2 separate regions of the Homo sapiens genome follow, and region 2 is linked to region 1. A link is a loop called in an ENCODE intact Hi-C map of the cell type or tissue named here. Cell type or tissue: heart left ventricle. All regions are shown on one strand. Links, peaks and the distances in the headings refer to the core of each region. The heading gives the core; the rest is flanking DNA.

Region 1 (2,924 bases), core at 267-2,766:
GGTCTTATGACATTGCATTTCCTCTAATTCTCAATGGTGTGTGAGGCCAAAGCTGTAATATCCAAGCCCAGGTTTCAGCTGGAAGGTGAAAATGAAGTGAGTGAGCTTTTTAGCTTCTTTGGTTTTAGGCCATTCAGTATACTTTGTTGAAGTGAAGGACTTCTCTTAAATTTATAAGACAATGTATATCCAGCCAAATCTGTCTTTGGAGTTTGTGTTCAAAGCTCCAGCAATAACAATATGTTACTTATCCTTGATTTGTCTCCTCTGTGGAAAAGTTTTTGGAGACTTTCTAGATGAGAATGGCAAGTAAAGATCTGGATATAGAAAATCTTGGTCTCTTGTCCAAATACTATCATAATGCTGGTCTTAGTAGCATAAAGGCATAGCCACTTGCTTATCACTTTGGTCTGACTCCGCTGCCACAAAAAGTACAAACTACACTGTCAACAGTTGAGCAATATAAATCCTCTATGAGTTGTGGGTTGAGTCTACTATTGTCTTTGCAGTGAAACTAGTGGGCATGTATTAAATAGTTTCTACCTGGATGGAGAATCACTCTGTCTCTGCACCTTTTGCAGAGTGGGTAGACTTCCAGGGGTGATGTTTTTCGGCTAAGTCAACGAGACTTAAAACCATGAAACCTTAAAAAACCATGCCAGCATTCAGTTTAGAAAAGGGCCAGGCTCAAGAGGTCAACATTAGTGTCAATATCAGAATTCACTCCTCACAAGTTCTGGAGATCCAATGACCTCTACCAACCTAAGCTGATTCCAATATGACTTGTAAGATCTAGTTAGAACAAGGATTTTCAGATCCTTAAAGTAATGTGAACTCCTTAAGGCAACCTCCAACCTTTCTTTATCTTTTGAGGATGAGTGACTCATGTACAACTTGAGCCAGGAGAATCTGCTGGATTAGTTGTGGGTTCTATGTGCATTACTCATACCCGGCCCTGCCAACTACCACCACCAACTCTGTGGACCATGTCTTATGTCTGGAGCCATGAAACTTTATCTTCTGGGGGTTAGTGAAGCCTCTGTAATTTTTGCATCACAGTATATGTTTAACTAAAACCACGGTGGAAAATCCTGCACCTTTTTAAGTTGTACAGAATATATGATAGCCTTCTTTTTTATTTATTTATTATTATTATTGTTATTTATTTATTTATTTACTTACTTATTTTTGAGACAGAGTTCCGCTCTTGTTGCTCAGTCTGGAGTGCAGTGGCGTGATCTTGGCTCATTGCAACCTCCACTTCCCAGGTTCAAGCCATTCTCCTGCCTCAGCCTCCCAAGTAGCTGGGATTACAGGAGACTGCCACCACGCCTGGCTAATTTTTTATATTTTTAGTAGAGATGGGGTTTCATCAGTTAGCCAGGCTGGTCACAAACTCCTGACCTCAGGTGATCCAGCCACCTCGGCCTCCCAAAGTGCTGGGATTACAGGCGTGAGCCACCATGCCCTACCATATGATAGCCTCCTTGACAACAGTAGGACCTCCTAAGAAAATGGTCACATTAGCTAACAATGTCCCCACAATCAACTTAACCTTTTCCAGAAAATCATATAATTTTCTAACAAATAGAAAATTTCTCATACCACTTTCTGCACCTGTTAATTTTTTTTTTTTAATTTTAGATGCAGTGGATACATGTGCAGGCTTCTTATATGGGTATATTTTGTGATGCTGAAGTTTGGGCTTCTATTGATCCCATCAGCCAAATAATGAACATAGTGTCCAATAGGTGCTTTTTAAACCACTGCATCTCCCCCCTTTTGTAGTCCCCACTGTCTATGATTCCCATCTTTATGCCCATGTGTACCTACTATTTAGCTTCCACTTATACAATAGAGCATGCAGTATTTGGCTTTCTGTTTCTGCATTAATTCGCTTAGGATAACAACCTCCAGCTGCACCCATGTTGCTGCAAAGAACCCAATTTCATTATTTTTCATGGCTGCATAATATTCTTTGGTATACATGTACCATATTTTATTTTCCCAATCCACTTTTGATGGGCATCTAGGTTGTTTACGTTTGCTTTTTACAACAGCAATAGTCTTTGCTATTGTAAAACGTTTGCTTTTTACATTTGCTTTTTATAATAGCAAAGACTACTGCTATTGTAAAAAGTGATGCAATAAACATACAAGTGCAGATGTCTTTTTGGTAGAATGATTTCTTTTCCTTTGGGTATATACCCAGTAATGGGACAACTGGGTGGAATAGTAATCCTATTCTTAGTTCTTTGAGAAATCTCCAAACTGCTTTCCACAGTGGCTTAACTAATTCACCCTCTCACCAAGAGAGTATGAGTCCCATTTTCTCCATAACCTCACCAATGTTTGTTATTTTTAACTTCTTAATAACAGCCATTCTGACTCCACTAGTTTGTTGTTTTTTTTTTTTTTTTTTTTTTTTTTGAGATGGAGTCTGGCTTTGTCGCCCAGGTTGGAGTGCAGTGGCGTGATCTTGGCTCACTGCAAGCTCCGCCTCCCAGATTCACGCCATTCTCCTGCCTCAGCCTCCCGAGTAGCTGGGACTACAGGCGCCTGCCACCACGCCCAACTAATTTTTTGTATTTTTTTTTAGTAGAGACGGGGTTTCACCATGTTAGCCAGGATGGTCTCGATCTCCTGACCTCGTGATCCACCCTCCTCGGCCTCCCAGAGTGCTGGGATTACAGGCATGGGTCACCGCGCCCAGCCTCCCCTAGTTAGTCTTAAATGCAGATTATATCCCCAAATTTCCATCACTGAACGTCCAATGTTTTTACAACTCCAATCTAAAAGTTGCTGGAGGGAAGCCATCATCCCCTCCACCAAGTAGAATTTCTAGGAAAGTCAACTCCAACTTTCCCTCAAGTTAATAATTAGAGGACTAACATGCCCTTTCTCCCTTATGGCAATTTGCTATG
Region 2 (2,924 bases), core at 98-2,597, 56 kb before region 1:
AGGAGATTAGCTTGGAGTTTTTGTGGTGGTTAGATGGTGGTGTTGGGGTAATGGTTCCTGCACAGTGGGCAGGGCTTGTGTGGTTTGAACTTCGCAAAGTGCCAAAGGAAGGAGCACCTAGAATTTCTTATTAGCTTGCCCAAAAGTGGGCAGAAGAGGAAGATAAGGGAATGAGGCTTAAAATCTGTCAACAAACATTTTTAAATGGAGTTAGATGCTTTATTTCAGCTTAACTTCTCTGTACTTTTTGTGGTTGCTCTAAGATTTACATAACACATCTTTCATTTATCATAATCTACTTTCAAATACTATGATAATATTTCATGTATAGAATAAGAAACTTAAAGCAATATACCTCCATTTCCTCTCTTCTAGTCTTTGTATTATTGCTGTCATTCAATTCATTTCTACATGATAGAAGCCTCAGAATACATTGTTACTATTTTTATTTAGACATTTATCTTTTAAAGTTCTTATAAACTAAGGAACATTTTCTTTTATTTATTATCAGTTTTACAATTTTCAGGGCTCTTCTATTTTTGTACAGATTCAGATTTCCATCTGGTATCATACTCTTTCTGTATAAAGAAATTTCTCTAATATTTCTTGGTGCACAGTTCTGCTGGCAATAAATTTTCACTTTTTTTTGTTTTTACTCTAAACATATTTTTATTTAACATCATTTTTTAAACATGTATTCTCTGGGGCCAGGCACAGTGACTCACGCCTGTAATCCCAACACTTTGAGAGGCCAAGGTAGGAGGAGCCTGGGCAACATGGCAAGACACTGCCTCTATGAAAAATTTGAAGATTAGCCAGGCACAGTGGCACACACCTGTAGTCCCAGCTACTGATGTGGTTGAGGTGGGAGGATCGCTGAAGCCCAGGCTGCAGTGAGCAGTGATCACGCCACTGCATTCAAGCTCGGGCAACAGAGTGAAACCTCAACTCAAAAAAAAAAATTTTTTTTTTCCTCTGGATATAGAATTCTATTGATCAGTTTTTCCTTTTGGTACTTCTATTATGCCTCTCCATTGTCTTTTGGCTTGCATATTTGTTAGGAGAAGTGTGTTGAAATTCTTATTTTTGTTCCTCTAAATGCACTGTTAGTGGCTTCTCTGCCTGTCTTTAAGATTTCTCTTTATGTTTCATTCTCATTATTTTTACTGTGATGAGTCTAGGTGTAGGGGTGTAGGTGTGTGTGTGTGTGTGTGTGTGTGGGGGAGAGAGAGCGAGAGATTTGTTGTTGTATTTATCCTCATTGGTATTCACTGAGCCCCTTCATCTGTAATATATTGCCTTTCATTATTTTGGGAAAACTCTCAGTCATTATTATTTCTCCTTCTTTACTCTTTCTCTCCTCTCTGTGGAAATCCAATCACATGAACATTACACCATTAGATATTATCCAATTCTTGGATAATCTATTCTTTCTTTTCACATTTTTTTCTGTTTATGCTTCACTTCAGATAATTTTAGTTGTCCTATTTTTAAGTTTACCAATTACCTTATCTTCTGTGTCAACTCTTTTGATAAGCTTCTGTAATAAAGAAGGTTGGGCCAGCAGCAGTGGCTCACACCTGTAATCCCAGCACTTTGGGAGGCTGAGGCAGGTGGATTGCTTGAGCTCACGAGCGCAAGACCAGCCTGGGCAAAAAATTTAATAATTAATCAGGCATAGTGGTATTTGCCTGTAGACCTAGATACTCAGGAGGCTGAGGTAGGAGGATTATCTGAGCCTGGGAGGTCGAGGCTGCAATGAGCCATGATCACATCACCGTACTCCAGCATGTTGACAGAGAGAGACCCCCATCTCAACAACAAAAACAAAACAACATACTCTATCTTTTTTGATGTTTGATTGTTGACAACTTTTGAGCTTCATACCTTCCTTTTCATTCTTCCCCACAGCTGTGCAGGCTGAGAGGAAAACACAAGTGCTCTTTCCTTTGGTGCTGATGGGAGGTTCATATACAACACACAAGCCACAGCCCAAGGGCAGAAACCATCACGTTGCTCCTGCCACTTATCCAACATAAAATAAACTTATTGTTACAAAGTAAAAACTACCATAAAATAAAATCCACCATGAAAACTTACCATAAATCTTTCTCATTATGTAAGTAATAAACATTTCATGCACCCTTTGTATGTGCATGGTATCACCAGTCAGGGCATCTGAACAAAATTTTGGATAAGGATCTATGGGCTTCTAATACTAATCCTTTTTATCTGATTTTTTTTATTTTGAGGATTTTATTTAACTCCTTTTTGTACTTTCTGTCTCTGCTGAAATTCCCCATCACGCGTGTTGCTTACCTTTTCTACTATATCTTTTAATATATTAGTTATAGTTATTTAAAAGTTGCTGTATACTAACTGCAACATCAGGGCCATCTCTGAGTCTGGTTCTGTTGATTGCTTTATGTACTGACAATTTTGTTTATTTCGTAATTTGAATGGCGTCCCTCACATGTAGAAGAAAAACAGGCTGCGCAAAGTAGTATTTAACCTGGAAATGGGCATGTCTTTTTTTTGTCAGGCATTTAGTCTGGGGTTAATCAGGCACTGGGCTGAATTTTCAATTCTTTGTCATTGTTGGAGACACCTTCAGTAAAACACAGACTTCAAATTCCTCCAACAGAGAGTGATGTTACTTAGTGCTTAATGTGGGATCTAAGGTGCTCAAGGGTTTTTCTCAGTGTTCCTGCTCCATATCAGCTTTTGGTAGTCCCAGTTCACCTGAACAACACAGGGGTCTCTTTCAAGGCCCTGGCTTCAACCCCAGAATTAGAAACCTATTGCTTATTACTCAGTATTGGACTTGTATTAAAGGCAGGATTTTTTTCTCCATTACCAGAGTCCAGACTATGTCTTGGGCAGGCTTTGTTTGCCTGGGCCTATGATGTCAAACTTTCTGGGCT

Evidence for each region. Peaks named below come from ENCODE experiments on the same cell type or tissue, not always from the same donor. Only the 100,000 strongest peaks of a DNase experiment are listed, where the experiment ranks them.
Region 2: a loop joins it to region 1, with 8 times the contacts of the local background. A loop is called at or near these places in 1 of 110 quality-filtered maps.

What each region holds. Positions count from the first base shown.
Region 1 is chr3:115,243,627-115,246,550 of GRCh38, reverse strand. No RefSeq gene overlaps it. Among named protein-coding and RNA genes, the nearest start is that of ZBTB20, 98 kb to the right of the region's middle. In heart left ventricle, for the core only: no CTCF peak of the experiment used is centred there; no DNase peak of the experiment used is centred there; H3K27ac peaks cover 552 bases.
Region 2 is chr3:115,299,482-115,302,405 of GRCh38, reverse strand. No RefSeq gene overlaps it. Among named protein-coding and RNA genes, the nearest start is that of ZBTB20, 150 kb to the right of the region's middle. In heart left ventricle, for the core only: no CTCF peak of the experiment used is centred there; no DNase peak of the experiment used is centred there.